2 separate regions of the Homo sapiens genome follow, and region 1 is linked to region 2. The links are chromatin contacts, found by Hi-C or POLR2A ChIA-PET in ENCODE. All regions are on one chromosome and are shown on one strand. The core of a region is the stretch at or near the end of the contact, and the rest is flanking DNA. Distances in the headings are between cores, read along the strand shown.

What was found. Hi-C counts contacts between places; a loop is a spot of excess contacts on that map. ChIA-PET counts read pairs that join two places held with the same protein, here RNA polymerase II (POLR2A). Pooled maps may share reads with other maps.
Region 1: a map of breast epithelium shows a loop between it and region 2 (5-fold over the local background). The contact joins the promoter of SCCPDH here to the enhancer-like site in region 2. A Hi-C loop is called at or near these places in 2 of 168 maps with a recorded cell type or tissue (breast epithelium and chondrocyte) and 5 of 50 pooled maps. POLR2A ChIA-PET finds 5 or more read pairs at or near these places in 2 of 52 experiments (BJ and activated naive CD4-positive, alpha-beta T cell).

Annotation. Positions count from the first base shown.
Region 1 is chr1:246,722,032-246,726,743 of GRCh38, reverse strand. It overlaps SCCPDH (saccharopine dehydrogenase (putative)), which reads right to left and starts at 2,335. Exons shown (of 12, transcript NM_016002.3): 1 at 2,132-2,335. The coding sequence starts at 2,321. RefSeq lists silencers at 1,982-2,191, 2,292-2,361, 2,402-2,531 and an enhancer at 2,742-2,901.
Region 2 is chr1:246,636,546-246,641,459 of GRCh38, reverse strand. All of the region lies in intron 6 of CNST (consortin, connexin sorting protein), which reads right to left. It also overlaps the pseudogene LOC107985100. Among named protein-coding and RNA genes, the nearest start is that of CNST, 73 kb to the right of the region's middle. Within about 2 kb of position 2,311, at least 3 of the 41 ENCODE cell types and tissues checked have a DNase peak (open chromatin) inside an H3K27ac peak, as active enhancers do.

The DNA.
Region 1 (4,712 bases), core at 1,086-3,585, 85 kb before region 2:
GTTTTTAATCAGGTAATACAAAAGGAAAAAATTATGAGGAAAACTGAGTTAACACTAAGAGTTACTAAAAAACTGACCTTTTAAAAAAAATCGAATCAAAGCGTTGTGTAAATAACAACCCTGTGTAACATGACAATTTCACAATCAAGTTTAAATGCTGAGCAGATAACTATCCAGACTTCCTCTCCAACAAGAAATTTATGTCATAAAATAGTTTCTTGGCCAGGGGCAGTGGCTCAGCACTTTGGAAGGTCAAGGTGCAAGGATCTCTTGACCTCAGGAGTTCCAGACCAGCTTGGGCAACATAGCAAGACCTTGTCTCTACTAAAAAAAAAAAAAAAATTATCTGACATGGTGGCATAGCCTGTAGTACCAGCTACTCAGGAGGCTGAGGCGGTAGAATCACTTAGACACAGAGGTCAAGGCTGCAGTGAGCTGTGATCACGCCACTGTACTCCAGCCTGGGTGGCAGAATGAGAACTTGTCTTTAAAAAAATAAAGTTTCTCATCAACCACTAAACAATTACTATGATCCAATTGTAGGTGATGGAGAGTTTCGGACTGACTGTTAACATCAAAACCATCAGGGCTGGGTGCAGTGGCTCACGCCTGTAATCCCAGCACTTTGGAAAGCCGAGAAGGGTGGATCACGAGGTCAGCAGATCGAGACCATCCTCACTAACACGGTGAAACCCCGTCTCTACTAAAAAAATTAGCAGGGCGTGGTGGCGGGCGCCTCTAGTCCCAGCTACTCAGGAGGCTGAGGCAGGAGAATGGCAAACAAACAAACAAAAAACAAAAAATTAGAACTCTGAGGTGAAAAGCACACGCTATATAAACACACACAGGCTCATAAGAAAATAATTGGAATTAACTGGCTCAACTAAGTGATGCAGGTTTCAATAGGTGAAGGTATATCCCCCCACAATGAAACTTGATTTGGGCATTATATATGATAAGTGACTAGGCTGTACCGGTACGATCTTGCTGAGCCGAAAAAAGAAATGGAAGCATATATTTTCATAGTAAAATTACTTCTGTTGGAAAAATAACGACCAAAAAGCTCTTTGGTCAGAATTACGTGTTGGTAGTGTCAGCACCAAAAGCTGTAGGAGAGTCCAGCCTACGTGGTGTCTTCTGTACATAACCACGAACAAAAGCACTCCGAGCAGGGCATTGTATGAAAGTAGATTAAACAGAAAGAATGTAGTATTTCCAGAACTCTAATGGGTGTCTGTATAAGGGAAATCTACGGGAGTTAATAGCCAAATTTAAAGGCTACGGAGTCGTAAGTCAGATGTCTCCCCAGCCATGAAGGCAGCAGGATCCGTGTGTCTGTCTCCTCTCTGTCCCATCCTGCACCCCAGACTCGGGACAGGTCTTAGCATGGACAACGTCACTCAATAAATATATGCTCCTTCAATGCTTAGAGAATCAATAAATATATGCTACCTGAATGCTTAGATTATCAATAAATATATGCTACCTGAATGCTTAGATTATCAATAAATACATGCTACCTGAATGCTTAGAGAATACGTAAGCGTCTAAACCAGAAATACACACTTTTTATTCTCTGAAGAGGAAGACTGCTGGAGTATTCTTACACACAAAACAAGAAACTAAAACAGAATAGCCACAAAGACACTGTCAGTACAACTCGTAAGCTTGCTCTCCCGTCCTCAAAACACGAGGCAAAGGGAGACTCCGATCTCCAAGAGACCAAAGCCCTCCTCTCCTCTCCGACCAAACATCTAGAAACCCGCAGATTCAACAGGTGCCCCCGCTGCGGGGCAGGATGAAGCAGAGAGAGGGACAACTCAAGTTCTTGACCATTTCGCCAGGGGAGCTCCCCAAACTGAGGCAGAAATGCAAAAAGCGGGAAAGAGGAGAAGGAAAGAAAAAAAAATGTGTGTGTATATTATACACGCACGCGCACACACACATATAGTTAAGGAGGTGGGACAAAGCTATGGCAGTATTTGAAACATCTCTCCCTCTCCTCTTCTTGTCCTCACGCAGGGCTCGGGGACACGTAGGGCGCATCCCTGCGGGAGAAACGCTCGTTTGGGGCGATGCGGGGTCCCCGGCCCAGCCGCCCGCGCAGCCCCGTCCCGCCCCGCCGCTGTACCCAGCTTCAGGGCCGCCTTCTCCAGCACCCGCTGCAGCTTCTCCCGGGAGCGGCCCGCCACGGCCCAGGGCAGGCGGGAGCTCCGCTCCGGGTCCACCTGCTCCCGGGCCACCTCCTCGGTCACGAACTGGCCGGTGAAGCCAGACGCGCCGAACACCACCAGGTGGAAAGGCCTCTGCTCGGTCGCCATGACGAGTCCACAGCGAGCCCAGGCCCCGGGGCGGGTGGAGTCCACGGCGCCTGCGCCTCAGGCAGCGACCCCAGTACCCGGCGCAGCAACGGCCGCCGTCGCCGCAGCCAGCGCGCCGGGCTCCCTTCACCCCGCGCGCGCCGCCGCGCCAGGGCCGCGCCCACGCCCACGCCGCCTCGCGCGGGAGCCGCGGGTGAGCGGCTTGCTTGGGAGGCTTCCGACGGGAGGTTTCCTAGGGCGGTGGCCCTGGGGGCGAGTCCGCTTCCAAGCCTGGCAGGCGCGGACGGCGGCCCCTAATTCCGTGCGGCGGTTTGTTCTGCAGGGCTCTGGCCGCCCCGGGCAGCGCATCTTCTAGCCCTGCTGGAAGCTGGAGGCGGCAGCCGGTTGTCCTTGTTGCACGTGGGGGTGGAGCAAAGAGTGCGAGAAAATCTGCGGATGGCCTCGGGGATGGCCCACCCCGAGAACCCTTGAGCTTGCTTGCTTTCTTCCTTTCTTTCTTCCCTTTTTTCCCTTTCTTTTCTCTTTTCTGTTTTTGAGATGGAGTCTCACTCTGTCGCCCAGGCTGCAGCGCAGTGGCGCGATCTCGATTTACTGCAACCTTCGCCTCCTGGGTTCAAGCGATTCTGCCTCAGCCTCCCGAGTAGCTGGGATTACAGGGGAGCGCCCCCACGCCCTGCTAATTTTTGTGTTTTTAGTAGAGATGGGTTTTCACCTTGTTGGCCAGGCTGGTCTCGAACTCCTGACCTCAGGTGATCCACCCACCTCGGCCTCCCAAAGGGTCGGGATTACACGCATGAGCCACTGCACCCAGCCCATTCCTGATTTTTAAAAACTCTCATTAAAATAGGAATAAATGAATGCTTTTAAAAATTTTGAAATATATGTCTTGCAAAAAAGGTACAGCCAATAACAAATATGTACCCTCAACACAGCTTAAGAAAAATATTCCAGATAGCGAGGCTTCCAGGTATTCATTCCTGAACACATTTCCTTTTGCGTCCCCAAGACGGCCACTTGCCTGAATTTAGTGTTTATTATTCCTATTCCTATCTTTCTGCTTGTTATATATGTATGTATTTATAAATATTATAGTACCGTTTTGCATATTTTGAATATTTTGTAAATGTCAATCCTGCAGCTTTCTTATTTGGTCATGATGTCGTGAACTTATTCCCAAATGATTCAGAATAAAAAAAAATGTCTGTGATACGTGTGTGGAGAGAGGGAGAGAGAGAGAAATACACCAAATTCTACAATGCTTTTGTACAATGTTGTATAGTGCTTTTGTGCAATATAATACAAAGAATGCTACAATAAAATTCTTGTACCTTTCTCCTAAAGCACCTGTGCGAAAGTGTATTGAATATGTGTCAGGAATGAAAATGGTTGGTGCTAGAATATCCATATTTGAGTTATCTCACTGCTCTTTAAAGCACATGCACTAATTTTCGCTCTCAGCGGGATACAAGAATCCTCTTGCTTTACGTGCTTGTCAGCACTTGGTATTCTCAGACTTCATGCTTGTCCATCTGGTGGGTGTAAAGTAGTAAGCATTCAAGTATTTATTAAACACTTAACTATATACTGGGCACTAGGAATAAAGTACTGGGGATATGGCAACAAATAAAGCCCCTGCCCTCAAGAAGTTTACATTCTAGTGGAGTAAACAGTCACTAAAAAATAATCTTACAGAGCCAGGTACAGTGGCATGCACTTTTAGTCCCAGCTACTTGGGAGGCTGAGGCAGGAGGATTGCTTGAACCTAGGAGTTGGAGGTTATAGTGAGCTACACTCCAGCCTGGGTGACAAAGTGAGATATTGTCTCTAAAAAGAAAATAAAAACAAAAGAAAACAAAAAACCCTAAAAAAACAGAATATATATATATATATATATATATATATATATATATATATATATATTTTGTTTTTTGGGAAGCATGCTTGCTATGGTTTGGATGTTTGGCCCCCCCAAATCACATGTTGAAATGTAATCCCCAGCATTGGAGGTGGGGCCTGGTGGGAGATGTTTGGGTCATGGGGGTGGATCCCTCATGAATGGCTTGGTGCCATCCCCAGGATAATGAGTATGTTCTCTCTGCATAAGTTCATACAAGAGCTGGTAGTTGAAAGAGCACTCATCCTTCTCTCTCTTGGTCTCTCTCTCACCATGTGATACATTGGCTCCATTTCACCTTCTGCCACGATTGGAAGCTTCCTGAGGCCTCACCAGAAGCAGATGCTGGCACTACACTTGATGTACTTCCTGCAGAACCATGAGCCAAAATATAAACTTTTTTCTTTATAAATTAACCAGCCTCAGGCATTCCTTTAAAGCAACGCAAAAATGGACTAACATAATGGTCATTGCAGCATTGCTTTGTAATAACAAAA
Region 2 (4,914 bases), core at 1,062-3,561:
TAAAGACGATTTCACACACACATATTTTAAAAATTTCAGTTTATGTCATTTTAGTCTAAAATAGATTATGGTTGAAGATAATTTTGTTGGAATTCTCCATGGAAACAGATAACAAAAAGTATAAATATTAAATGTTAGGGAATACCCAAGATAACAGAATGTACATATCCATTAAAGGCACACACAAAAATGCTCATCGCCACTTTATTCATAATATTCACAAAACAAGAAACATCCTAAAAGTCTACTAATAATAGAATGAATAAATTGCTGCATAGTCATCCAAGAAATCTGTACTGCAATAAAACAGAGCAAACCACTGTTACATGCAACAACATGGAACAAGACATACTGATGGGTGCAAGAATCTAGACATAAAAATCTATATTCTGCATGATCCCATTTATATAAAATTACAGGACAGGCAAATATATTGTTATAGAGTCCAGATAGTGGTTACTATTGTGGGTGGGTACGAAGTTGGCAGGTGCATGAGGGAGCCTTCTGCAGGGCTGGAATGTTCCATATCTTGTACCTTGCTCAGAGTGGTAGTGACATAGACATATACGTCTATGCAAAAATTCATCAAGCTTGTACACTTTATGTGTAACTTGAAAATATTTTTAAATATTAAAAAATTTAAAAATGATATGGGGGGAGTTATCCAAATTTTGAAGCATAAAGACACCATGCTCATGTCATGTTCAATAAATATTTGTTAGTGAGTTCTTTATCTGCTGTATGAGCTACACAACAATTACCTGGCACTGTCTCACTATTAACAAACAGAGCTTTAGTTTACTCTCCATGATTCTGAGAGAAAAGGAGAAAAAGTTATCCATAAAATGGAAAGTCTTTTAGCCTTTGTATTGAGAATTCATGTTCTAAATTCCAGAAATTTGCACTAGTTTAAACACTATTGTCTCCCTTTGTCTTCAGAAATCTGGATCTCTGAATAAGGAATTTTTTTTAAAAAAGTAAGTGCCTTATTATTATTATTAGTTTAAAAAATACAACTCCTTGATACAATTCAAGCAACTGAAAATTACCTGGTAAATGCAGCTTTTCTTCTGCAAGATTTTGGTTAGATACTGTATTCTATTTGCTTTCTAGCATCAGACTACTCCTAAAAATGTTATGTTTTTACTACAACACATAAACATTAGCAAGTTGAATCGAAAGCCCTAATACACAATTCTGTCCATCTGAACTGCTCATCTCCTAACCAAAAAGAGATCAAAATCAGAAGTTATATTTTTAAATATCTAATCAGAAGAATCTTTTGAACCTACACAAAGTTGACCTTTTACTGAGTTCAGTGTGAGAAACTCAATAAAAACTGAGAAAGGAATGTAATAAATGAAAGATTCTCCCTGGGGCCTGAAAGCTTGGGGGGATGAATAACTCCTCCCTCCTCAGGCCCAGTCCCAAGGCGCAAGGCCACTTGTGCGACAAGTGCACATCAGCAAGATAGCAGAAGCAGGAAGAGGGCTGGCCGGAAGACACGTATCCCTGAGGATGGAGAGATTGGCCATCCGGGTACCACATAGCAGTTACATCAGACAGGGACACTTCCTGTTTACAGGAGACCATAAAACCTCGGCCCCATCCTCATGTGGGGCTGACGCCATTTTAGGCCTCAGCCCGTCTATACCCAGGTGCTCATTAAAACAGTGTGTTGCTCCACACCGCTTTGTGCTGTTGGTTGGTGCACTCTTGGGATTTGAACAAATACTAGTGCCTTGCACCTGGTGCCGAAACCCGGGCCCTTGCTCACAACCTCTGTACCTTATTCCTAAAACTGTCCACCTCCTTCAATATGTTGATGATCTGCTCCTGTGTAGCCCCTCTCAAAAAGACTGCCATGCCCATGCTATCTGTCTTTTAAATTTCTTGGCAGAGTGGGGGTATCGGGTCTCCCCTAAGAAAGCACAAGTAAGCACCCCCTCAGTCACCTACCTAGGCCTAGCTCTTACCCTGCAAACCCGAGGGCTCACAACCGACCGCACACTGCTCCTCCAGTTCCTCCCACCTCCGCAAACTAAGCAAGAAATTCTCTCTTTTCTAGGACTAGTGGGATATTTTAGGCTCTGGGTTCCTTCCTTTGCTCTACTTGCCAAACCGTTATACTAAGCTACTAAAGGCCCTCTCCATAAGCCTTTAAACCCTGCACAGCCGATTACCCACCCTTTCCGTCTGGTCCAGAAGGCTCTCATCTCAGCCCCCGTTCTCACTCTCCCAGACCTCACCAAACCTTTCTCTCTATCCCGACGAACGGCGTGGAGTTGCACTACATGTTCTAACCAGTCTAAGGGACCCGCCCTCCAGATTGTTGCCTACCTCTCTAAACAGCTCACAACCACAGTTCTCGGATGGCTTGCCTGTCTCCAAGCACTGGTGGCAGCTGCTGTCCTCACCCTTGGAAGCCTAAAACTATCCCTTCGTGCCAACCTAACAGTTTATTCAACCCATAACATCAAAGACATGCTAGCTCACTGCAGTGTACTAAGTCTCATGTCTGCCCCACGGCTCCTTCAACTGTATGCTCTATTCATAGAAACTCCCCAAATCACCGTGCTAACCAGCTCCCATTTAAACCTGGCCATGCTCTTACCTGAAGCCACTACCTCCCAAGACCCTGCACACTTCTGTGTGGACACCATTCAAACCTTTCTTATACTTTTTCCAAACCTAACAGATCAACCCCTTCCAGATGCCTCATTTACTTGGTTTGTAGATGGCAGTTCCTTCCTACATCAAGGATGCCGACATGCTGGCTATGCTATAGTGTCACCCGCCCACACTATTGAAGCCAATCTGCTCCCCCTAGGAACCACCTCCCAAAAGGCTGAACTCATCACCCTCACTCGAGCTCTCACTCTAGCAGCTGGACAACAAATGAACATATATTCAGATTCTCGTTATGTGTTCCACATAGTGCACTCACACTTGTCCATCTGGAAAGAACGGGGTTTCCTAATTGCAAACAACACTCCTGTCATAAACGGCTCTCTCATCAGCAAGCTCCTTCAGGCTGCCCAGCTCCTGCAGAAAGCTGCCGTCATTCATTGCAGGGGCCACCAAACCCCAGACAATCCTATACGGGCTGGAAACGCACTAGCAGATCAGGCGGCCAAACAAGTAGCCCTACAACCGTGCAAGGCCAGTTTCTGTCCCTGTCCTTATTCTTTCCTCTTTACTCCTCAGAAGAAAAGGAGGACTTCCAGGTCCAGAACCTCCAAAAGCAAGGACCATGGTACATCAAGGAAGGGCGCTTCTCATTCTTCCTCATGCTCAAACAATGCCTATCCTCCAAAGCCTCCACAACTCTTTCCATGTCGGCTACAAACCTCTCTTGCAACTTCTCCACCCTATTCTCACTTGTCCTCACCTTTCCAGCCGCGTTCCAGAGATCATCCAGTCCTGCTGTATCTGCCACTCAGTGTCACCCCAGGGCTCCCTCTGGCCACCGCCTTTTTCTAACCACCAAGCCCAGGGCCAGGTACCTGGGCAAGATTGGCAGGTAGACTTCACTCACCTGATAAATGGCTCCATTACCTTCTAGTCTTTGTCTGTACTTTCTCTGGGTGGGTAGAAGCGTTCCCAACAACTTCAGAAGGTGCAAATGTTGTCATACAAACTCTCATCATGTATACAATTCCCCGTTTCACACTCCATTGGGACATCCATGCAATCCAATAACAGGCCCACCTTCACCAGCCAAATCACCCAAGTTGTCTCCACGTCCTTAGGAATGAAATGGGTTCTCCATGCACCTTACAGGCCTCAATCTTCAGGCAAACTTGAAAACATCAACTCTGTCCTTAAAGCTCAACTCACCAAGCTGGCTCTAGAAACCCACCAGTCGTGGATGAGAAATCTCCCTTACACCCTCATGAGACTCCGTGCAACACCAAAAGCACCCTCTTTTTATAGTCCCTTTGGAATCATGTATGGACGAACTTTTGTCTTAGGGCCTCCGCCATCACCAGACTCTGAGCCACTCGGGAATTACTTACCCTCCTTAATCCAGACATGGTCTTTCATTTGTGAAGCAGCGAATGAGGCCATGCCTCTCCCTGCCGACACCTCCTTGTCCTCTCAACATAACTGTCTTGCAGGCACAGACGTGTTTATTGGCCAACCTGATCCTCACAAAAAGCTACAACCAAAGTGGACAGGCCCCTACGCTGTGATACTCAGCATGCACACTAACAGCATGAGAGTCCAAGGACTCCCCAACTGGGTCCATCGTACCAGGGTCAAGCTCACCCCAAAGGCTACTTCTTCCTCCAAAACATTAACAGATAAGTGGTTGTCCAGGCCAGTTTCTTCTACCAAGCTGAAATTAACCAAAAAATTTTCTTTTTCTTAAAACCAAAACACGAGGAAGACTAAACACCTGCTTCCAGAGATGGCCTGTATCTACCCAATCCGATGCTGTGCCTCACTTCCAACCAAAAGTCTTAATACGGGAATATCCCTCACCACGATCCTTATACGGTCAGTAGCCGCCCTGCTGCCCACAGCAGCCCTTCAGAGCTGCTGTGAGTGTTATCAGTCTTTCCACCACAGAGGAAAGATGCAACAATCCTTCACTCACCATACTCATGTCAACAGTCCTTCACTCACCATAGTCATATAGAAAGATCCTATTGTGGAACCTTAGTCGAGGAATGTGTTGAATCAGGAAAGAGTTATTATAAAGTAAAAAATCTAGGAGTATCTGGCAGTCATAATGGGGCTACATGTCCAAAAGGGAAACAGTGGCTTTGCTTCACCAAAATTGGACAATGGGGAGCAAACGCTCAAGTGCTCGAAGACAGAAAGAGAGAATGGATTATAGCCAAAGCAAAAGTCTCAAAACCAACAACTACCCCTGAAAATCACCCGTGGTATTTCCATCCCTTTACA